3 separate regions of the Mus musculus genome follow, and regions 2 and 3 are each linked to region 1. A link is a loop called in an ENCODE intact Hi-C map of the cell type or tissue named here. Cell type or tissue: heart. All regions are shown on one strand.

Region 1 (8,000 bases):
TTCAGGATTCCCGGGAAATTGACACCACAGCATCTAGCAATGGTCAAGTGTCAGTATTGTGGGCTCCAGACTGGAACGGTTGCCCAGGTTAGGGGATTGGCATCTACCCTGTCCCACGGCTTCCTTTTCATTTCTGCCTAGAATTCCTGTTAAGTGCAAGCAGGGAAGGGCTGAGGTGTCCTGGGTGGACCCAGAGATAGCTCATGGGTGTAGCCCAGTTTATTTTTTAAGAAATTGCGCCTGTCATTTTTCAGTTTGGTCAGAAGAGTCCCTTCCTTGAGATGTAGCCAAGTCTTCCTCTCACAGGGTCCTAACAACAACGTGCAGGTCCACCCAAGCTTGCCCTCAGGCAGGAGCACAGGGCACTGACTCAGCCACACTAGAACATCCACCCAGCATGGATGATGGCTTCCCTGTAGCTACATGAAGCCCACTGCATAATACGCCCTAGCACTTCCCAAGACCACTTGAAATTAGAGCAGAATTGTATGTAAGCGGCCCCGGGGGAGGTCCCAGCGCCTGTGAAGAAACCAGCAATTGACAGTGCCTAGTAAAGAGGTACAGTTGATCTGAGGTCCACAGTCTTCCTGTGTGTGAGATAGGGCTGCTGGCCAGGCTGAGGGCCTCTGCAGCTGAAGTGGGTCTGATTATCAGCCCGTAGGGAGCGAAGTGCCCAACACCAGCATGATTGTCCCGTGGGACATAAATAAGTGAGTTCAATCCCTGATAACACAATTCCATAGCCCTTGCTGGTGTTAAGACCCCATTCCCTTCCCAATCCCCAGGATAGGATCAGCAGGTTGGAAAAGTCTCTTTATTTGAATTTGGTTCCCAGGGAAGGTCCCTAAGAGCAATGGGGAGTGTCTTCTATATGCAACTGGTCCAGCCAGCAGGGCTCTACTGGGGATGTTACTCTAACTGGAAGGTAGAGCCTTTCTTTCCAAGTCATAGCCCCACCTTCTAGCTTTCTCTGCAGGGGTCCCCACCACTTCCATAGGAACTTTAGAAATAACCTCCCATACCAGGAGGTGGGTGCGGGGGAGGGTCCCATCTCAGCCTAGACAGAGTAGACAAAGGCACAGAGTTATGGTTCTTCTGGAGGTGGCCCCCGCCGGGAGTCCCGGCCGGATGGGGCATCTCTGCTGCCACAGACCATCCAAAGGTAGTTTGGGTGCACTTGGCCCTGCACAGCTTCACATACCATCAGCTCTCCATCCACAGAAAACACGCCCCTCTGGCTCCTGGGCTCCAGGCGGAAAGCAACCACGGGCACATGAACCAGGTATGGACAGTCAAGTTCCATATGCTTGCCCTTCTGCATGGCCAGGAAGAGGCGCAGCAGCGCAGCCCTTGACACCCCCGCACGTACGTAGAACAGATGCATAACACCAGCCTCACAGCGGCCCATGGGTGCTGCAAACAGCTCGGAGCTCAGGTGGGTGTGTAGCAGCACCAGCACCAGGACGAAGTCCTGTTCTGGTACCACAGTCCAATGAGAAGGCACTGGCTCCTCCAGAGGAACAAGGTGTGTGTCGACGGGGCCCTTCTGCACCAGTGTAGAGGCGGGTCTCTTAGAGGCCACAGTTCCTACAGGAAGGTAGGCCAGTTGGCCTTGGTAGATGCGCAGGCTTGCTAGGCGAAAGAAGGTGCCCACTGTGAAACGAATCTCCCCCAAGCGCCTGTACTTCTCACTCTCGAGGTCCACGTCAGCAACAAAGCCCCAGGACAGACTGAGCACAGAATAGAGCCGCAGCCCAGAAGCAGTGTGCAGGGACAGCAGGTTCATGGGTGACAGGCGCCGGCGGCACAACAGCAGTGTGCAGTTGATGAGCAGGTCTTCATTAGTCACCTGCTCGTACCTGCAAGGTTAAAGATCAGATGGGACAGGAGCCCTCTTGCGTTCTCTTTGTTCTCCTTTTGAGGAATGGGGGCTAGCAGTGCAACCGTGGTCCCTAGGGAGTCGCTGGAGTCAGTGACAGCAGATGGAGGCTCCCTAGGGCCAGTAAACTGAGGACAAGACTCCAGCAGAAAGTGGAGCTTCCCACAGGAACTCAGAAAATGGCGGTAGGGGACATGATGCCCACTCTGACCCTCAGCTCTCACCCAGCATAGTGGTTCACAGAAGCTGCCAGCGCATTGCCGGAGCCTCCAGGGAGGCTACACAGGGGTTTCTGGATGGCAGTCTCCCAGTCTGGCCGTTCCATTAGCCCATTCACCACCTGTTAAATAGGCAGAGTGTCTCAGTCTAGGAAAACCATCCCAAGCCCTCTGGGCCATCCTCTAGCCCATCCCTTACCTCATGCATCAGACCATCACCGGACATGACTGCCAGGGCGTCCCAGTGACCCAACTCCTCTGCACACACCAGCTCCCTGGCATGGTTCTTCCGTTCTGGTGGAAGAGTTGATGTTCTCAGAGCTGGTTTTCTGGCATGAAATGCTCCCTTCACCCTCTGGGGTCAGCACTCACCGGTGAGTATCAGTTTAAAGGTTATCTCTGCCTCCTCCAGGAAGGGCTGCACACGGCTCTGGAAGAGCTGCAGAGCCTTGCCCTTGCCACCCTGGGGGTTCAGCAGCACCAGCACTCTGCATGGCCGTGGGAGCAGTCCTCGAGGGCATTCTACTACAAACAAAACACAACACCACCACATGGGGCTGGAGAGAGAGCTTGGTAGGTAAGAGCACTTGCTGCTCTTCTACAAGACCCAGGTTCAGTTCCAGCACCAGAAAGGTGGCTCACAGTGGTCCCGAACTCCCAGGTCCAGTTCCTGAGGATCTCTACGCCCTCTTCTGGCCTTCAAGGGCGCCAAATACACAGCCTAGTGCTTATACATATAAGTGTTCTGTCAAAACACTTAAACACGGCCGGGCATGGTGGCGCACGCCTTTAATCCCAGCACTCGGGAGGCAGAGGCAGGCGGATTTCTGAGTTCAAGGCCAACCTGGTCTACAGAGTGAGTTCCAGGACAGCCAGGGCTACACAGAGAAACCCTGCCTCGAAAAACAAAAACAGAATGGTAATGTCCACAACCAGTCGCTAGAGGGCCGAAGAGAGCTACGGGAACAGTTGGGATCCTCCACCCATCAACACAACCCTGCCAGAGGAAGTGGCCTCCCACAGGTTGTCTGGGAGTGAGTGGGACACCGCAATACCTCTTTCCTTGGCCCCGGGACAGACGATGTCTGGCCTCGCGGGACAAAATGTTTCTTTCGAGTGACCCTAGGCTTCTTTCTGCTGTCCATCATTTCTTGGGGGAAGAGATCTCATTAGCCTTTCCCAGACAGGTACCCCACAAACCTGGTTCCATAGCCAGGTCCCGGGGCTCCCGCTGACAAGGGGCCACCGGTGCTGCCCCGGCGCTGCTAGAGGTAACGGCGGCTCCTGCGTTCAGCTTCTTATCGGTGTTGCCCAGGAGGGTGTCTGGCGACTGGCCGTGGGGCTCGCCCTCTCCACCTCCCTGGGCTGTGTGAGCGCCCTCGTCATTCCCCGGGGCGGCCAGATCTGAGGGACAGGAGGAAAGAGTGGTGGGGTTCTCTGCCTGGGCTTCCATGCACGTGGGACAAAGTGCCCAACCAGAGCCCCTGGCTCGCGACTGAATCACCAGAGCCCCGTGGGTGGGGGATCTAGCTTTCCAGAATGAGCTTCCCACCCCACGAACATTCCGTTCCAGGGGACACCGGATTCGGACCCGACGCATGAGTCAGTGACCCGTGGCTCTCTTCGTCGGGCCGGCTCTTCACCCTTCGGGCTTGGTGGAGAATCCAACTGCATACAATTCCCAGAACTGGCATTGAGAGGCGCGTACTCTGGGACGAAGAACCCCATCGCAACCTGCGCAGTCGCCCGGTCCCCTGCCTGAACTACGAAGCCGCTGAAGCTCCGAGTCTCCAAGAGGGTGGGGGTGGGGGTGCGTGCCGCACTCGTGAGAACAGCGCCCAAGTCCCGCAAAAGCCTGCCTGTGCTGGGCGGACCCACAACTATGGTCTGCCCTGCCGGAGCGCGAGTGTGCACTGAGGCGCAGGCGTGGGGCCGTCTCCTTCACGGACCCACGAAGGCACCGCCAACTACGGGAGGGCGCGCGCGGGGGAAAGGGGATCCCTACCCAATCTGTCCCACGGGCGGCCAGTGGCGGAAAGCAGCTCCTCTCCGACTCAGACCCGCGACAGAGGGACAACTGAAGCACTGGGCTGACACCGACTCCAAGGGATCGCCCCCCTCCGGTCTCAAACTTTTTGCTCAATTTCACGGCGGCCCGGGGAGGGCGCTGAGCCTCTGGGCCGGCCTGGCCACGCCCCGCGTTCCTTGTGCTCTCGGGGTGGAACCAGAGTTGCGCGCAGCTCTGGTCCCCCACCCGCCCGGGATCTCACTGCACCTCCCCGAACACAGTCGCCGCCAGCCTGGGCTCGGCCACGCGCAGATGAGGGGCAGGATCCCCGGATACGATTGTGCGCCCGGTGCTGGAGGAACAGCTTAGGAAGTCCGCAAGAGGTGGGGTTCTGAGCCCGGCCTGAAGCAGCGCATCCGCGGAGCGCGAAAGCGAGGGCGCAGCCCACATGCCGGCGCCCAGCATCCGAGCGGGCTTCGGGTACGCGTGGGTCTGCGCTTACTGAACCTCGAAACTGCTGTTCACAGTAGGGATGCAGCGCCTCTTTGGCGTCGCTTAGACCTAGCCTGAATTCCACATCCAGACCCTAGTGCTGTCCTGACTCTGGGCCAGGGTCGGGTCACCCGCCACCCGCGAACTTCTCTTCCTCCCCTGCTCCTCCGCGGTGCCTTTACTTTTAGCTTCCAGATGCAGCCGCTGGCTCACTCAGACGCCGAACCCGAAGCAGTCTGGCACGCCTTTCAGGAGAAAGCTGAACCGGTTTGGGGACGAAGTCGAGATGAGAGTACCTCGTCAGCAACCTCCAAAGGTGGAGTCTTTCCCCCCAGGGAACACTATCAAGGCCTGAGATGCTGCCTGCCGCGGATGATCGGGATCCACGATCCTCACCGACTGGAGGAACCCAGCAGTGTGGACAGGGCAATGGGGGCTCTCATCAGGATTGGAGAGGCTAGCATGGGGGCGTGGTCCCAACCTCCCCACCCCTTCGGGCGATCTCGGGGTGAAAATGCACACGTGCCCCGGTGTATGCGCTTCGGTGGAGATAAACAAGACGCATAGTTGTGTAAGTGATATATTTCATGGCAAGTGACCTGAGGGTGTCCGTGACTAACCGGAGTTAAATTTTTGGAAGATTATTAGCGGAGACTTGGAAAAAGAAGCTCCCAAATCCTACCAAGCACCAAAAACAGACACCAAACTCCCAAGGAAGCTGCATTGGTTTAGCTCCGGTTACAGAGAACTGGCGCGCCCACACCGGCCCCCGCGCGACCCCACCCACCTCTATCTTCGCATCGCTTCTTAAAGTCCAGAAGAGGCGAGTCCAAGAGGAAAACGAACCCAGATAAGAAAGGATTGCAGTGAACTAGGTCACGCCTTGAAGGTGGCTTCTCTCCCAGAGGACCCTGGAGTTCCCCGACCGAGTTTCTCAGTATTTTAGGAGTCCCCAGGAGGGCCAGGGGCACAGGCTGGACCTGCGGTTCCGCACGCGTCACTGCAATATATGCCTTGGCTCTGTACAGCCGCGGGACAGCCTGACCGGATCATGAACGCCCCGAGTGCCTTCCGAGAAGGTGACTCAGCGACACGCTCACGGGTGGAGAAACTCCCGGAAACAACCAACCAACCAAAAAAAAAAAAAAATGAGGATTTGGAGGGAGCAAGGGCGTCATCACCCACCCCCGGTTCCGCGACTCGTGGCTACCAAGATCTGGTCCTGCACCTACCCCCATCCCCGGCTTCCCACCTTACACCCCTGGAATCTAGCGCGGACAAGGAAGGATTGCAGCTCTGCAGCCGCAGTGCCGTGGTCACGCGCTGCGGGGACACGAGTCGCGGTGGGAGGAGGGGGCTCTGCGGGGAAGCCAGGCTCTCTGCCACTCGCTCCCTTGTCTACCCTGCCCCCTCCCCTTACCAGAGACCTAGGGTCCAGATCTGGCGTTGGTATCTAGCAGACTCAGGGAGGAAACTATTCTCCCCGAGATTTTGAGCTTGGAGGGGGGCTGGCTGCCCAGACTGTAGGAAACACCCTCCTCTGCTCTCTCACGGTTTGGGAAGGAGTGTTTATCAAGCCCGACAAGCAAGTCATTAACAACTAAAGAGGAGAAACTGAGGCACGGGGAAGGAAAGATCGGGCTGTGTGTAAATTTACGCTCAAAATGCCGACCTGGATCAGGGTCTCGCTTTTCTTTGAGGCCTGGGGCTGGAACTTCTCATACTCTGAGGGCAAGCGTGGAGCAAGGTTGACTGGAAACTCAGTCCGTGGGAGAGAGCAGAAGCAGCCTGCAGGACATTTTATACTTGGGCCTCAGGGCCGGTTCCCCTTCTGCTCAGAAGAGACCCAGTGGGAGGGGGGTTCCAGTCTGGCGCTGGTTCCAGTGGACACAATGGCTCCTCTGTGTCGGCTGCCGCCTCATCCTCTGGCCTCCTCACCTCTCTGGTCTCTGCCTCTTTCATTCTTGTTCACCTCCCCCATTCCATGCAGCTTTCTAGACCCTTTCCTTTCCTAAAGAACTTTATCCTATCTGTAGAAACCGGCAAACAGCACCCCTGGCCCTGTAGCCGGGAATGGACAAGAACAAGATGTTGGTTTTCTTTTGTGTCTCTGGAAGGATTGGGAGGTGAAGGGCCTTATGGGAGCTGTCAAACCAATTCCCAACAAAGCTTATAACAAACCCCAAGCCCTTCCCCCAGTCTGGGAGGCCAAGTACCACCAGAGCTTACTCTGTGTTAGCTAGGCTGGTGTATTGCTCCCCTCAACAGCCACTTCAGGAACCCAGGGTCTGAGAATCTCCAGGAGAAACAGTAGCTAGCTCCAAGCACAAGTGCACAAACACAAGCATGCAAGCGTGTACTCTCTCTCTCTCTCTCTCTCTCTCTCTCCCCCCCCCTCTCTCTCTCTCTCTCTCTCTCATTAGCCAGCCTGTCAGCAAGGTGCAACTGGCTTTGGCCTTGGGCCAGTCTGGAATTCTGACTTATCAGCTCAGCCTCTGTTCCCAGGCCATACCTGTCTCACAGGTGAAAAGAATTGTTTTCCTTCCTAGGCTCCTCTGGGCAGCTTTCCCAGAGAAAAGTACCCAAGTGCCCCCCACACCGCCACCTCCTCCCTCCTACCTCATGCTAGAGAAAAGACCGGGAGTTATTCACTAGCCCAGGCCTCTGCACCCAGGAATTCAAGGCTGCCAAGTGGCCAAATGTTTAAATTGGTTTTGTGTGTGTGTGTGTCTGTCTGTCTGTCTGTCTGTGTCTCTGTCTCTATGTGTGTGTTTATGTGTCTCTCTCTGTGTTTGTGTGTATGTGTGTGTGTATGTGTCTGTGTGTGTTCATGTGCATACCTGTGTGCCACAGTATGAGTGTAGAGATCAAAGGACCTTCTAGGGTCTGTCCTCTGCATCCATCACGAGGTCTCAGGGTTTGAACTCAGGGTGTCAAGCTTGGTGGCATGTACCTTCAGCTGCAAAGCCTTCACTGGCCCTGATTGTTTTCATTAGGCAAGAATACCTGGAACCTTACCTGCCATGCCTGAAGCTAATAATTCCCTGGATAATTATTTATTTATTTATTTTTTTTTTTTTTTAAGAATCTGGTCTTGCTGGAAAGAGATGGCTCAGCGGTTAGGAGCACTGACTGCACTTTCAGAGGTCCTGAGTTCAAATCCCAGCAACCACATGGTGGCTCACAACTGTCCTGGAACTCACGCTGTAGACCAGGCTGGTCTCGAACTCGGAAATCTGCCTGCCTCTGCCTCCCAAGTGCTGGAATTAAAGGCCTGCGCCACCACGCCTGGCTTTTTTTTTTTTTTTAAGTTGTATTTATGCTGTCCTCAGACACACCAGGAACTAAAAAACTAGGAAAAACTAAAGGTCCCACCCTGTCTCCCAGTCTTTGGCCACTGGCA
Region 2 (8,000 bases), 200 kb after region 1:
AGCTCCATTTTCTTGCCAGAGAGCCTGGATCCAGGCAGATGGGAGGGCACACTCAGACATCTCCTCGGGATCCAGGCTGCCTTGTGAGTGGGCTGTGGAGAGGCAAGCATGTGAGGGCCACCATAGATCCTGTGGCTCCTCCCCAGGGCAAAGGACATCTCGTTCCCTCGCCATGTCCCTTCATTGCACATGGCCCATCTGCAGCCTAGACTGTTCTGCAGGCAACCTGGAGCCCTGACCGGAGTTCCTGGGTGGGAGATGCTGCTTAAGGACGTGTGTGAGTTTGGTCGGGACAGCGTTAGGCCCTGAGTCATGGATGCTGGCAGCAGTGACCCTGGTGGTAGTGATGAGGCTGCTGCTGTTTGACTTGTGTGCGCTTGTGTGTCTTCTCTCTTGTTTACCATTTGCTTTTGGTCTCTCCTACTGAACAGCCGCAGCTCCGGAGTCCTGCCCCATAAACATTGAGGAATAGGTATGACATCTACCAAATTATATAACTGAACAGACCACTCATTTGACCTGGGGTCTCTTCCCTGATCCTCTTTCCCACGCCCCAGAGTGCCACCTGCAGAGGGGAAGAAACTCCTTGGACTCATGCTCAGGAGTGGAGAGCCTGTGGGCAAGACCCTGTACCCTTCCTTTCCCAGGGCTGTACTGAGGCCTGTTACTATATAGCCTCACACCAGACCACTCATGCAAAATAAGCAATCAGTACCTGCTTCCTCCTAGCATATGTGCTATTAAGGACTTTCTTCGTGTCTTAGGCTCGCTGAATCTGAGGCTGACTTTGGCCATTTGTAAGTTGGACTCAGGACTGCAATATACAGTTAGCTGGCCTCACTTAATAGAAAAGCCCCACGCCCCCATCTCCGTCCTAGGGCCACACTACCTTTCTGAGCTCCCGGGTGCAAACCTGTAAATGGTTCCTGCAGAAGCTTGCCGAGCAGAGCCAACAAGATGAAGTACCTTCCCTGAACATCCCGAGCCTGGAAAGGAGCAGGGCCTGCCATTGTATAAAACATAGTCGCTCTCCTGGAGAGAACAAAACAGAGCTAACTCGCCAGCTAGAGGGACCTAGGAAACACATGAGGCTCCCCCAAACCAAGCTGGCAGGAACTGCTCACAGGTCATTTCTAGTCAGGTATGTGGCTGGGCACCCTTACGTAGGGCCCCATGCGGGCCTCACAGCCAATCTGTGAGTGCTACCCACTTGTCTCACTGGGCATACGAGAAGGCCAAGCCCCCTAAGGAAGGTGACCTGCCAAAGATCAGACCGTTGGAACCTATGAACTGATCTGAGGCCCGAGTGGATGCAGGTGTGGGTGTGACTAGGAAGAGAAAACAAGGTAGGTAGGTTGCATCAGAGCATGAAACAGAAGCGTCAGGGTTGAGTCTCCACTTGGAGCCACAGATGCAGCCAGAGGCTGGGAGAAGCCAGGGTGATAAACAGCATCTTGGACTGAAAGGTGCTCAGGCGAGGAAGTGGTACAGGTGAAGGTGTGGGCATACACCGTCTCCCACCCAAGGCTTCCCTTCCCTGGCCCCTGCTATGCTGCAGCCCCACCCCCGCCCCTACCCCCCTGCAGACACAGGCTATAGGTCAGGGTGTGCTCTCTGTACACCCACCTTCCATGCAGGAAGCAGCCCAGTTCAGCCTCCTAACTAACACTCCCAAGGCCAGAACCAAGTATGTAACATGCAAGCTGGATGCTAGGTAAGTTCACGAATGAAGAACACCTACAGTCTCCCCATCTGTCCATGGGTTACAGGCAGCGACTACCTAGCTAGGGAGGGGCAGCCGTGGCACCTGCCAGCACCTGCTCCTCACTCTTCCTCTCAGGAGTGGCTCATGCAGCCAGATGTCTCACGTCACACACATCCTGCTAGATTCTGTGTTGACTCCTGTGCTGCTGTACTGGGACACCATGTATGCTTGGCCTAAGGAATGGCTCCCAGAACCTCTGTTGTTCCTTCTCCAGGTACCTGGCAGCATGAGGATAACACTGTCAACTGTCGCCATACCCAGCGCCGGCGCTTATCCTCCAGCAGCCTGGAGGACCCTGAGGAGAACAGGCCTTGTGTATGGGATCCTATGGCTGTCTGAGGGCATCTGCACCTCCACCTGGGCGTCCCCTCCTGTCCTTGCCTTCCATCTGCCCTCACTGGACCACGAGCCTTCTGGTCATCTTCAACAAGACTCGTGGACTTCCTACTCACATGAAGGGAGGACGATGCGCAACCCTCCACCCACCTGCCTCATCGCCTGTAACCGCGATTCTTACCCTCTCAGAAAGAACCAGAAGCCTTCCCTCTGTGGGCTAATACGTGCCAGCCAAACCTGTGGGCCAGCTGAGCTGAGGGTCAGGGCTGGTTGTTTCTGTAGGCTTTCTCTTCTGAGTGGAGACCAAGAAGACTGAAGAGTTTGGCAGCCTTGTTAGACGCCCATGGACAGGTTTTGGTCTCTGGCACTCATAAACAATTAGAAACCTAACTTGAACTGGTTGGGAACTTGCTCCATGAGGAAGGCCATCCACTCCGGCCTCCCAGAACACCAGGAGCTCCTTGCCCACGCCTAAGGGAGAGGGTAGCCACCGAACTATTGGTTGGAAGCCAGATCTAACAGAGTTGGTCTCCTGCACCTCCGGTGTCCACAGTTAGGAAGATACCCCTTGCAAGGCCTGTCCTCCTCCAGTGCAGTCAGGAAGGCCTACTGGGCCACTTCCCTGCAGTGCTTGGGCAGGCTCTTCCCATATCGTCACTACAGCCACTGAGGGGGTCTTGAACCCAGCTAACCACTTCTCTGCCCTCTTTGTAATAGCTGAAGAACTAGGCTAAGAGCTGAGGCCCAGTGGTTCTCAAACTGGTGCACAGGAACACCAAAGGAATGGTGGAGGCTCTGGGGCCAGAGGATTAGGAGACCTCCCTACCCTAGTGCATTCCTCCCCTGCCTTTCAGATGGGATAGATGAGAGGTGGGCTCACCAGTGCTGAGAGATGCTGTCAGGTTAGCACTCAAAGCCATAGCAGCAAGCTGGCAGGAAATTGTTGGGTTCAGTGGGTTTTAACATGGCTCTAAAGTAGATGCCTATCTAGTGGCTTTTGGAACAGAAAGTCGTTCAGCGGAACATGAGATGGTTTGGGGATCAAGATTAGTGACAGTCACTTATGAGGGTGCGATACGAGGAGCTTTAGACTTGCAAGTGTGTTCTTTGAAAGGCTTTCCCCAAAATGCCAGTGCCCAGGATCCTGAGGGGAGGTCGGGGGTGGAGAGTCCGGCTGCAAACTTGCCATGTGGCTGGGAATGACCTTGAACTTCGGGTTTTCCTGCCGGTACTGCCCAAGAGTTAGGATCACAGGCCTGCACCACCGCACAGCTCTCCTTTCCATGGTAATCCCACTGTTAGGGGCTCTGCTGCGCTGCGGGACGTGGGACAGGCTGAGCTTCAGATCCCATGTTGCCCCTTCTGAACACCCTGCTTCCCGTCTTTTACTTCCTCAGCATCCCGAGGGCCCCTCCCTCCCACACTTAAGGTTTACACCAGTGTAGGCTGAGCAATATCCACACCTCCTCAAAAACCAGAACAGAAACAACAGGGAAGTTCCCTGAGCCTGGGACGGCTGCACGGCTGCACGTAGCCCTTCTCCCCTGGCAGGCAGTAGGTAAGCGGTGTTCACAGTGTGGTGTGACCTGGGAGGAGGGGAAGAAGCTGAGATGAAGGAGATTCGGGTAAACAGTAGCCACAGTGGCCAGGAACCCTCGAAAAAGCCATTATAATCAGCCCTTCCGTCTCCCTTCACAAGTGCTCAGCCTGAATTCCATAATCCAGGCACCCAGGTTAGCATACCCTTTGCTCTGCCTTGCTCATTCCGCCCCTCACTCTGCCCTTTTACTTCTTGGCAAGCAGAAATAGCCCATTCACAGGGTGGCCCACTGTCAGCTGCCACACAACCCAGTCCATTTGGGAACCATCCCTTTCTTGGGGCTCAAATGTACAGAGTCAGGCATGTTCTCCTGGTGCCGTTGGCTCCTCATCACACAGTATCTGCACCTTTCCATGCTTGGTACTGCCCAGATCTTGGCCTCCTCAAAGAGCCTTTTTGCTTTACCTAATTTCATCCCACCAGAGTGTCTATCCCCTGTGACATCTGCCAGGCACAGACTCAAACCCTAAGCCATCCATCCCACTGGGGAACTAGTCCTGTCCATCTGGTGTTGGCGTGCTGGCTGCACACTTTGTTTTAGGGCCTGAACACCTGTGTGTATGTGTGTGTGTATGTGTGTGTGTGCGTGCGTGTGCTCTGTATGTGCCATCTGTGTACCCCTCACATTCATGGAGTACACTTATAGGCACATTACAGTGGGGACATCAAGATGCAATATTTATGGATTGCTGCATGATTCTTAAAAGTGAATAAAACTGTTTACAGGGGCAAGGGAGCCATTAATTACAACGTGAATTCGTTTGTGAACGTATTCGTTTCAGTCAGTGGCTCAGGCTCTTTTTAGTATTTCTGCAGACCTGGGTACAAGGCCAGCTCCATTCCTGACTGCCCTACCTGCTTCTGCATCTGCCTTAAACCCGATCACTTCCAATCCTGCAGCTCGTCAATTATTAAAGAACCCCAAAGCTGATGGCAATAGGGAAAGCTAGGGCCCAGAATCCCTTATGCTTAGTAGTTCCCATCACTTAACCAGTTCCTGGCTAAATCAGTAGAACAAATGACCTCTTTGAGAATCTTGCAGGCCCAGGGCTTTTCTGTTTTTTGCCGGCTGGCTCTGCTTCCTAGACTGTCTGAAAGGGCAGCACCTCCGCAGATGCCCCTGGAATGCCAGCTTCCGGGAACTTGAGCAGGGTGAGTGGGCGAGCTGCTTACCGGGAGACGCTGGGTTACCCTACCCGCCTCGGTGTGTCTGCGAGCTGTGTGGCCGTTTCTGCGGATTATAAGCGACAGGTGGCATCAGAGAGTCAAACTTGCCTGTGGGCACCAGAGAAGACACTCGGGGACCAGGGAAAGGCCCCAGAAACCAGACAAAGGCCACTGGCAGCCCGGTGAGGGCAAAGACTTCAAGGGCACGGTTCCCCGAGACTTGGTCTGCAGAATCCGGGGCTGGGTCCCCTCAGCGGTCAAACCCGACGCGTTGGGGGAGGGGTTCCCGGGGCCTCGAGCGGGAGCCGAGCACCCGCCGTGAGACCCAGCGCGGGGCCCTCGGGCGGGAATGCACAGAGTCGGATCTCGGTGGCGGGTAGGGGGCTGGGTGGCGCGGGAGAGGGCGGCAGAACCAGAGAGTTCCAGAGAGTTGCCGCCAGAGGAGCTGCAAGGGCCCGCGGTCTCCTTGGAGACGTACTGGCCAATGACAGCAGCGGAAGCTGTTTATGGGGGCGGGGCGTCGCCATGGCAGCAGAAGAAGCCTTCCGAGCGTCTACTTAATGCCGGTCCCCGGGCCGTCGGCGCTCAGAGAAGCGCCGTCGGGCGAGGGGGGGGGGCGCGAAGAGGGGCGCCAGCACAGCCCTCGAGCTGGGGACAGAGAACCGCGGGAGGTGGGAGGAACTTCTTCCAGAACCTTCCTCTGGCTGGCTGCGCTCTGAGCCAGGTAAGGGACTGGGAGGGCTGTGGACCACGGGATGGGAGGGCGTCGGGACCTGCTGGCTATCCAGTCCATCGGTCGCCCACAGAAGTAGTGGGGCCACGAAAATGAAATCTGAGGAGTTCGGGAGATCGCTTCCTGCTCCTCCATAACTCGGTCCTGTGACCTTCCTTTCCCGAGACCCTTCATCCTAACACCTCTTTTCAAGGATCAGATGACCTACTTTGCCCCAGCCGCGTCGTACTGACCCCCCTGGACTATTGGGATGTGATCTTAGTTTCCCACTCTTTGGGGAAAAGAGTTAGTTTGGGCCTTCCTACCCTCTTCCCTCATTGTGGCCAACAAACCCTTCAAGGGCAGATGGAGAGAGGTGGAGACGCAGGATCAGACCAGGGTCCTGTGTTTCCCTGACCTCGCCACAGGCTGCGGGGATGAATGTGAGGGGCTCCCCCCCTAAGGCGCCTCTTTCCTCTCGGGGTAGGGGAAGAGTGTTCAGTTCCGTGGTGCTCCCGCAGGCCTCACATTCGTGTTCGGAGGAGGCGACCCCCTGGGTCGCAGAATGGAAGTGAGTGTTCTGGAGACTGTGTAACTGGAGTCTGGGTTACCAGCGGGCCAGAGAGCGCGGCGGGCCACTCCGGCTCAGCCTGTGGATGTTGACCGCCCCTTCGGAGAGTCCCCGCAGACATGGCGGAGAGCTGGCTGCGCCTCTGCGGAGCGGGTCCCGGAGAGGAAGCCGGGCCGGAGGGCGGCATGGAGGAGCCGGACGCCCTGGATGACAGCCTGACCAGCCTGCAATGGCTGCAGGAATTCTCCATTCTCAACGCCAAGGCTCCCACTCTTCCCCCAGGAGGCACAGACCCCCACGGCTACCACCAAGTGCCGGGCTTGGTGGCGCCCGGGTCACCGCTGGCGGCAGACCCTGCCTGCCTTGGGCAGCCGCACACACCCGGCAAGCCCACATCGTCGTGCACATCTCGAAGCGCGCCCCCGGGGCTGCAGGCCCCGCCCCCTGACGACGTGGACTATGCCACCAACCCACACGTGAAGCCACCCTACTCCTATGCCACTCTCATCTGCATGGCCATGCAAGCCAGCAAGGCCACCAAGATCACTCTGTCGGCCATCTACAAGTGGATCACGGACAACTTCTGCTACTTCCGCCATGCAGACCCCACCTGGCAGGTAGGGGGAGGAGAGGTGCGGGTGGTGGCCACTCCCTCCTCACGACCTCCTTCTGGCACTTAGCCAGGCTCGCATACCAGATCTGCAAGGCCAAGGAGACACCTGGCTGTGAGGTCAGGCCTCATGAGAGGCCTGACCACTCTGCCAGGTTCTGAAACTGCTCCCTTGTCTGGAGCCAAGGCCCTGGAGGTACAGACGAAGTTGTAGAAGAGGGACCAATAGGGCCCGGTGTAGCCTCATGTGGGATGTAACACTAAGGCACATTCTTGTCCCGTGTCCGAAAATTCCTAGACAATGATCTGCCCGAGGAATTAGTCAGAACTGGACTCTGAAATGGAACCTAGGTGACCTCCCTGCCAACTTCTGCACCCTGCGTCTAGAGAGTAGGGCAGAGATGAGCCCCTCTGGGTACAAAGATCAGTTGTCCAGGTGGAGGGGTCAGGAAGTCATCCTGAAGCCACTGACCAGCCTCCCACCTCAGCTCCTCCCCAGTTTCCTGCCCCCACCCCCACCCTCTCAGCCAGCCTCCCTAGGGGGGCAATTACCTGAGCCAGGTGCTTTCCACAGGGGCACTTCTGCTGCAGTGGCTTCGGGTTCTAAATCTCCAGAACCTGGCACAGAGCAGCCAATGGGCCAGGCTGCCGTGTAAACATCTCAGCCCTGCTGGCCAAAGGGTGCCCACTCACTGCCCACCTGCCTTGCTAGCATAGCCTGGGCCCCTGGACACCAGTGTGGTGTGAGCAGAACTAAGCTGCTGCGTGTGGAGAGGGCAAGATAAGGCTCAGTAGACAGAGACAGCACTGTGAACATCCTCCAGTATCAAGATCCATGTTCTAGAGACGAGGCCTGAGGTTGCCCACTCTTCCCTAAGGCAGCCAAGGAGCAAGAGGGCACGATCATAGTCCTAACCCATTCCAAATGGCTCTAACCCTGGGTCAAAAGATTCCCCAATCTTCTCCTTATTCAATGCCTTTGCCAACTCAGGTCCCAGAAAAGAGCCTTATGCGCTTGGCTGGGTAATAATCAACTGAGGTGGTTTGGGTGGGAAGAGGAGATTGTAGGGGGTGAAGGTCTAGGCCAGCAGCTGGCTCAACAAACAAGGAGTCACTAAATCTCCCAACACACACACACACACACACACAAACACACAGTCCTTGGTCACCCAGCCCCCTCCCTTAACCCACCCACTTCACAAACAGAGGGAGATGGCAGTCCAGGCCGTGGGGGAGCTG
Region 3 (8,000 bases), 44 kb after region 1:
GAAGTGGCATGCACATGCCCTGAAACCCTGTCTTGTATCATGGACCCTCGTGCTGCAGTTTATCCTTGGCCTTCTCTGATAAGACTCCTGTTTCCAAATTACTTTATTACAAAGAGGTAAGAGGACAGTGGGTGGGGAGATAGGGAACTTGGCTCGGTTGGTAAAGAGTTTGCTTGATCACACTAAGCCCTGGAGTCAATCCCCAGCCAAACATAACATGGGTGTGTGTGGTGATGCCGGCTTTTAATCGCAGCACTTGGGATGTGGAGGTAGGAGGATCAGAGTTCAAAACCATCCTCAGTTACATAGGTCACTGTTGACTCCTCCCCTCCCCACCCACACTCGGAGGAGGAGGAGGAGGAGGAGGAGGAAGAGTGGGAGAGGGGAAGGAGGAAGAGGAGGAGGAGAAGGAGAAGGAGGAGGGGAAGGAAAAGAAGAAAAGAAGAAGGAGGAGGAGGAGGAGGAAGAGGAAGGAAGAAGAAGAAGAAAGACACAGACACCTACAGAACTAATTACTTACTGTTGAGTAGAAAGCCTTACACCCCTTGAAAAATCTATATAGATTTTGGCCTAAGAATAAAGGCAAATGGTTTGCTTTTTCTATAGGAAAGTTAGTTTTTATTCCAAAAGCAATGGAGAGCCACAGATTTATTAGGGAGTGGGGTGGAGGAGCTCAGGCTGGCTGATGTGTGCAGGGATTGCAAAGTTCACACCTGCTTAAGTGTCACAGTTAGCATCTGAATCCCCATGGGATGCTCCCATCAGTATGGGATACTCCCATCAGTATGGGATGCTCCCATCAGTATGAGATGCTCCTCCCATCAGTATGGCATGCTGCCATCAGTATGGGATGCTCCCATCCATATGGGATGCTCCTCCCATCAGTATGGTATGCTGCCATCAGTTTGGGATACTCCCATCAGTATGAGATGCTCCTCCCATCAATAAGTGCTGGAGGTCTGAGACAAGGGGAGATGACTGTGGACGGCTCTCACTAAGGAGCCCTTGGTAGCCCTAGTCAGACACTTGTGAACGGGCGAACAGATTGGAAGGAGCCCTTGTTGCTTTGATTTTTTTCAAAACCTACTTTTCATGATGGTTCTTAAATGCTTCAGCGTCCCCTCTAGCCCACCACCCACCTGAGGCAGTGGAAAAGGAAGGTTACTAGGATACGGGGGAAGTGGACCTGTTTAGAAATGGTTCTCTGCAGCGATTTCAATCTCCAGCTGACTTTCCAAAGAAAATTGAAGTTTCCACTTCAAGCTCTTACCATATACTTCTGATATTAAGATATTCCATTTTGGCTGTGACCGGAAGCAATGGACCCAGTCGATTTTGGATTAAAACTGGCAAAACCAGGAACTTAAATACATCATTTCCCCTTTCATATTTCCTCAGGTATGTGTCATAGTATAAGATCATATGTGTTGGGGGCCAGAAATCGCCTCACAAGCCACACAAACACCAATCTCAGTCAGACAGGGATAGTTTATTGAGCAGGTGCCCCAGGACTGGGTGACGAGGGTCATGGTCCAGATTCAGGTTGCCAAGGTCATGAATGTGTTTTGTAAGTCCCTTCCTTGCATAAGATATGTATCAGCAATTGGTGATTCCGTGCAAGACACTGAAGCTTCACCCTTTTATGGTGGTCCCTGGTGTCTGGCCCTTGAATAACACTGAGAGAATAGGAAGACTGAAGAGGGTACCTGCCATGTGCTACTTAAAGAGCAGGAAGGGAAAAGGCCTAGCGAAACAGGTTATGAGGTGAGGCCAGAGAGCTTATCGGCCCTTCCTGATTAGGTCTAGTGTAATCAACCTTGGGGCTCACAATCTGAGTCCAAGTCAGGTCTGGCCACCTTCTTCAATATGTTAATTAAAATTGCAACTTGGGCACGGGAGGGATGGCTCAGCAGTTAAGAGCACTGGCTGCTGTTCCTGAAGACCCAGCAGCCCACAACTGACTCCAAACTACAGTTCCAGAGAATCTGACACCCTCTTCTGGCCTTTGCAGGCACTGTGTATGCACGGTGCACAGACACAGAAAGACTCAATGTTCAGGCAGATTTCTGAGTTCGAGTCCAGCCTGGTCTACACAGCGAGTTCCAGGACAGCCAGGGCTACACAGAGAAACCCTGACTCGAAAAGCCAAATTAAATTAAATTAAATTAAATTAAATTAAAATTAAAATTAAAAGTCGAACTGAAAACAGAAAGCAGAAAAGGGAGATTTATTAAACCTAGCAACATCGGTAAGAGGAACAGAGGAATCCAGAGAAGTCCACAAGTCTGTCCTCCGTCCAGAAGTGAGATAAAAATGTAAGCAGAAGGCCGAGGATTTGCCACCTAAGCCGTCCCTTCCAGGGCAAGGTCCCGACCATCATTGAGACGCCCTTGCATGGGCTTCAACCTCAGCCTGTAAGGTGGTCTGAGAAGTCTCTGGAGCTCTGTGAAAGCTGTTTTTGGGAGTCACGTTTTTTTTTCTCCCAGCATGACATTCCTGAGGTGGGTGGGGGAAGATCTTTACTTCTTTGGGGGTCCGTTTTTCAAACAGTCTGATAGATCGAGAGGCTCAAATGTCTCTTTGGAACGACTTCATCTATTTACACAAAAGTAAATGAACACACGCGCCTTCTGTATTTGCACAAGGCGAACTCATGCGGGCAGAGCGGCTGGCTGGGGTTGAGGGGGACGGGTGGGAGAACTGAGAACAACAACGGGCAGGAGTGCAACCTTGCCTCACGTGCAGACACAGATATAACGTCTAGGGAAGGCCTCCACGTCCAGATTCTGGAGCAGTTAGTTTAAGTGCCCGCAAAAGGGAAAGGGCCGGCTGTCCCTTTTCAAATAAATCCCAGCCTGCGCAAGCGTGGAGGGGAGCGCCGGAGGCTCGTTCATCATAGAGGCGTGAGGCTAGATTGTCTCCGGTCCCTGGGCGGACATCTTAGTTCCTGGCAGTAAATTTGAAAACATTTATAAGTACCACTAAACATGGCTGCACCTCCCAGAATAGTGGACATTAAAATACCTGTCCCCGGAGACTCAAACTCAGGCGAACACGCGAGTCAGCGGCGCCTGTGTCAGAACAGGCTCTCCATGCCATGCCCACCTCCCTGCCCTTTTCCGAGATGGCGGCGGGGGCGGACGCTCTAGCTGCTCGACTCGGTGTCGCGGAGGGGCGCGGCCTGCCGCGGGGTCCGAAGGAGGCTGCGGCGCTCGGCTGCGCCTTCGGTGCGGCTTGGAGATCCGGACGCATCTGTGTCGCGCCTCGTCCCTCTGCGGCCCCGCGCGGACCGCTGTAGCCGCGCCTCGGGCCGGAGGATGCCCAGGAAGCTGCTGCTGCTGCCCCCGCTGTCCGCGTGCTCTGCTCTGCGTGTCCCGCGGGCTCGGCCCGCCGCCTCGCCGGCCATGAACGCAGCCCGCACCGGCTACCGAGTCTTCTCGGCCAACTCCACGGCCGCCTGCACGGAACTGGCCAAGCGCATCACTGAGTAAGCGAGGTGGTCCCCGGGGTGGCCCTAGCCCCTCTCCCCGTCACCTCCACCTTTGCACCCGGGAGCAGCAGGTTTGGGCCGACTCCCCAACCCCGTCCCAGGGCCGCGGCGCACTCTTAACCCTAGAGAGGTTTCCTGCGCTTGCCCTGAATCTGACCATCGCCATTTCCAGGCGTCCCTAAAGCGACAGGCGATGTGGGTCCATCCTAGACCGAAGGGTTAGGACAGTCAGGGAGAAGGGAACTCAGAAGTACTTCGGGCTGGGCGGGGGGAGAGCCGCGATTACAAGTGTGTAGGATCAGTTGTACAAAAAAGTGTTTGCTTAGGGGTGTGTGCGTGTGTTAACCACTGACCTCAGGGGACCGTGGGGGCCCTGAGATGTCTTTCCAGGCTTGTTTGTTGTTACCGATGCTGGATGGATGAAGGACGTGATTTTTTTTTTTTTTTTTAAACCTTACTTACAAACTGTGGGTGCTTCTATGGGGAAGGGATGGGAGCGTGAGCCTGAACTTTGCGGAAATCATGGAGAAGAATCCTGCAGAGCAGAGCCTCCCGGTGCCCTGCTGATAATAACCGGTCTACTTAAAGGCCCCTTTTCAATTTTGGAGAAAACTAGAGCCCTGGTATAAAGAGCCTTAAGGGCCCTTTGTGAAATAAGCTTTTTAGTAATATGTATCGTTTCTCTTCTCCTTTATGGGACAGAGCTTTATCGTAGCTCCTGCTGGCCTGGAACTTAGTGAATGGATGAGGCTTGCACTCTCAAGAGTTCAAGCCGGGAGATCTGCCTGCTTCTGCCGCGGGAACACCACACCCATCATGGGCTTTGGTTTCTGAGATAAGGTCTTATGACCCTGGTCACACTCTAAATGGTGTGATATTTCTGGCCTTGGCCTTTCCGATGCTGGCAGTTCAGGTGCGCACTTGGACTCCCTGGCGTAAATGACTTGACTTTGAACATTTAAAGTCATTTTCATATTTCAAAAGTTCTTAGCTCCACCTGTTTTATTATCAGTTGGACTTTGAAGTGGGTTTAGGAGATATGTACAGGGAGACAGTCAGTCTCTCCGGTTTCTGTTTCTTTTCATGATTTATTTATCGTGTATACAATGTTCTGTCTGCATGTGTGCCTGAAGGCCAGAAGGGGGCGCCAGATCTCATTACAGATGGTCGTGAGCCACCGTGTGGGTGCTGGGAATTGAACTCTGGACCCCTAGAAGAGTAGCCAGTGCTCTTAACTGCTGAGTCATCTCTCCAGCCCCTGATTATTTGTCTTGTCCAGGCCAAGGATCCCTTTAAACATGAAAGTTGAGCTTGTTTGTATTGGGTCACACTTATCACACGTGACCTTGCCTTGAGAAAGCTCCACTTTAAAAATTAGTGGTTTTGGGCTGGAGAGATGGCTCAGCAGTTAAGATTACTGACTGCTCTTCCAGAGGTCCTGAGTTCAATTCCCAGCAACCACATGGTGGCTCACAACCACCTGTAATGAGATCTGATGCCCTCTTCTGATGTGTCTGAAGACAAACAACTACTGTGTACTCACATATAAATAAAACAAAGAAAAAAGATTAGTGGTTTTGCCTTTTGTTATGCTAATTCCAGTAAGCTTTGTAGACCAGGATAGATAGCCTTGCAGAGATCCTCCTGCCTCTGCCTCCCAAGAGCTGGGATTAAAGGCTTGAGACACTCCTGGCTTTTTTTTTTTTTTTTAAGTTTGGTCTTGCTAGTAGTCCTGGCTGGCCTGTTACTCACTATGTATCCCAGACTGGTCCTCACCTTACAGCAATCCTCCTGCCTCAGCTTCCAGAATGCTGGCTTAGTTAGTTGCATGCTCTTACCATCTTTTTTTGTTTTGTTTTGTTTTTGTGTAATAGGCGTCTTGGTGCTGAATTGGGGAAATCTGTTGTATATCAGGAGACCAATGGAGGTAAGTTAAAAAGTTGATTTTTTTTTTTAAGTTTGGGATGTGTTGTTATTGTTGCAGCAGCTACTGCAGTATCTCATGTAGCCTGGGCTGGCTTAACCTCTGAATCCTCCTGCTTTGCCGCTAGTGTTGGGATGACAAGCAGTCTCCGCCACTTCTGACCCTTATTCCATTCATTCATTTATGATAGGCATTAACTATATAGTCCATCAAGGCCTCAAATTCCCCACCCCCTTCTTCTGTTTGCTCCGGCCCATAGGTTTTTTTGTTTCTCATTACGGATGGTTGTGAGCCACCATGTGGTTGCTGGGAATTGAACTCAGGACCTGCAGAAGAGCAGTCAGTGCTCTTAACCGCTGAGCCATCTCACCAGCCCAAGGTCTCAAACTCTTGATCATCGTGCTGGGAGCTGGGTCTCTCCTTCTACCCTGTGGGCTTCAAGGAGCCAAATGCAGGTCATCAGGCCTCGTAGCAAGTATCTTCACCCTCTGTGCCATCTTGCTGGACCAGTCCCTTCAGCCTCTCATGTCCTGGGATTGTGGGCATGTACTCTCATGCCCAGCTGATAGCTTTCTTTTTTTGGTTTGTTGAGACAGGGTTTCTCTGTGTAGCCCTGGCTGTCCTGGAACTCACTCTGTAGACCTGTCTGGCCTCAAACTCAGAAATCCGCCTGCCTCTGCCTCCCAAGTGCTGGGATTAAAGGCGTGCGTGCACCACCACCCGCCCGGCTGCATTTTTTTTTTTTAAAGCATGCTTTTGCTTTGTTTCCTTGGATGCACGAGAACTCACCGCCCTAGCTTAGAACTTGCCCTGCCTTGGAGCCCGGTGGCACCATCACCTCCACGGTTGGCGTGCTTTTACAAGCAGACAGGACTCCAGTTTTGCTGTGTTACTTGTGCAGTGGGTGTGCGTTGTGCATGCAGGTGTGGGGCTCAGAGGACAGCCTTAGGGCATCGGTGCTGTTTTATTGAAGCAGGGTCTCATTGTTTCTGCTGCTCTGCAGAGAACGTACGGCAGGAGGGCTGGGGGTGTAGCTAGGAGGCTGTGTGTGTGTGTCTGTGTGTGTGTCTGTGAACGCAGAAATGTTTTCTTCAAGCATTAGAGGTCTGCGTCCTCTGCTCCCCTTCTTTAGATTTTCCGCCCTGACGCACATACCCTGTGATAACAAGTAAAGGAGAGATCTGTAGAACGTTTGTCTTTTCTTCTGTTTGGTGAATAAGTCTTAAACTTGCCGGGCAGTGGTGGCACAGGCACGCCTTTAATCCCAGCACTTGGGAGGCAGAGGCAGGTGGATTTCTGAGTTCGAGGCCAGCCTGGTCTACAGAGTGAGTTACAGGACAGCCAGAGCTACACAGAGAAACCCTGTCTCGAAAAAACAAAACAAACAAACAAACAAAAAAGGCTTTTCTCAATCAGTGATCAAGGGTGGGAGGGCCCCCAACCTCCTTTATGGGCGGAGCCATCCCTGGGCTGATGGCTCTGGGTTCTATAAGAAAGCAGGCTGAGCAAGCCAGTAAGCAGTGCCCTCCATGGCTGCTGCATCAGTTCCAGCCTCCCGGTTCCTGCCCTGTGTGAGTTCCTGTCCTGCTTCTCTCAGTGATGAACAGCGATGTGGAAGTATAAGCTGAATGAACCCTTTTCCTCCCCAACTTGTTTTTTGGTCGTGGTGTTTATCATTGCAGCAGTAGAAACCCTAAGACACAACCTTAGCAGCTTTTTTCTCTTAAGATTTAGTTTTCATTCATTTATTTATGTGTGTCACGTGTGGGGGCCTCCAAAGAGGTCAGGAGAGAGTATCGGCTGTCAGTGTGGGAGCTGCAGTCGGGGCGATGGAAGTGATGTGATGATGGCTCTCCTGTCCATCACTGCAGCAGCGCTCAGCATCCCTGGAACTGAGGCAGGGGCAGAGTCCAAGTGTCAGCGGCCTCCTGTCCAGCCCATCCTGACAGGGATGCTAAGATTCAAGTTCTCTTTACAGCAGACCCTGTCTTCCGTGCCATTTTGGAAATGTTCGACACATTTGTTGGTTTTGTCTTACCCCAGCCTTAACCACTCTGTGTACCCGAGTTCTAGTTATGATTACACCAGCTGAGGCTGCTTGGCTCCCTCTTCACCCAGCTGCTGTGTGTTTACTGCACCATCCGCTGTTTCCTTAAAAATTAACACTGTTTTTTTTCTCCTTCAGAAACAAGAGTTGAAATCAAAGAATCTGTTCGTGGCCAAGATATTTTCATTATACAGACAATACCCAGGTAAGACTTGGCACCACTTCAGGTGTCCATTTTTCTCTGGGAAATCTCCCAATGTAAGTGGCTGTCTTTTCGTGTGACCGGTAATCCAGGGTTGATTTCTGTTGTTTTGTTCAAGGTCTGCCTGGGTACAGACCGAGTGAAGGCCAGGCTGGGTAGAGTAGTGAGGCTTGCCTCAGAAGTCAGGAAATGCCGAGCATGTACACACACTGTTAATCCTAACACTCCTGAGTGAGAGTTCGAGGCCAGCCTAGGCTACAGAGCAAGTTCCAGGCCAGCCTAGGCTACAGAGCAAGTTCCAGGCCAGCCAAGGCTGCACAAACTTGTCTTGAAAACA

What was found. Hi-C counts contacts between places; a loop is a spot of excess contacts. Peaks named below come from ENCODE experiments on the same cell type or tissue, not always from the same donor. Only the 100,000 strongest peaks of a DNase experiment are listed, where the experiment ranks them.
Region 2: a loop joins it to region 1, with 2.3 times the contacts of the local background. A loop is called at or near these places in 2 of 42 quality-filtered maps.
Region 3: a loop joins it to region 1, with 2.1 times the contacts of the local background. A loop is called at or near these places in 16 of 42 quality-filtered maps.

What each region holds. Positions count from the first base shown.
Region 1 is chr11:116,529,471-116,537,470 of GRCm38, reverse strand. Sphk1 (sphingosine kinase 1) reads right to left here and starts at 5,020. Exons shown (of 6, transcript NM_025367.7): 1 at 4,103-5,020; 2 at 3,298-3,501; 3 at 2,470-2,622; 4 at 2,297-2,391; 5 at 2,104-2,219; 6 at 801-1,859. The coding sequence starts at 3,307. The coding sequence ends at 1,085. In heart, CTCF peaks have their summits at 2,801 (motif pointing left), 3,047 and 4,253; DNase peaks (open chromatin) are centred at 3,100, 3,510, 4,330, 4,910 and 4 weaker places; H3K4me3 peaks cover 3,988 bases; H3K27ac peaks cover 4,338 bases; H3K27me3 peaks cover 4,932 bases.
Region 2 is chr11:116,332,810-116,340,809 of GRCm38, reverse strand. It overlaps Foxj1 (forkhead box J1), which reads left to right and starts at 5,456. Exons shown (of 3, transcript NM_008240.3): 1 at 5,456-5,592; 2 at 6,102-6,768. The coding sequence starts at 6,271. It overlaps Rnf157 (ring finger protein 157), which reads left to right. Exons shown (of 19, transcript NM_027258.1): 19 at 1,980-4,465. The coding sequence ends at 2,104. In heart, a CTCF peak has its summit at 4,984; a DNase peak (open chromatin) is centred at 5,339; H3K4me3 peaks cover 3,154 bases; H3K27ac peaks cover 2,215 bases; H3K27me3 peaks cover 4,965 bases.
Region 3 is chr11:116,485,535-116,493,534 of GRCm38, reverse strand. It overlaps Prpsap1 (phosphoribosyl pyrophosphate synthetase-associated protein 1), which reads left to right and starts at 3,189. Exons shown (of 10, transcript NM_026364.1): 1 at 3,189-3,487; 2 at 5,365-5,417; 3 at 7,600-7,666. The coding sequence starts at 3,318. In heart, a CTCF peak has its summit at 4,628 (motif pointing right); DNase peaks (open chromatin) are centred at 854, 2,874 and 3,154; H3K4me3 peaks cover 2,573 bases; H3K27ac peaks cover 2,442 bases.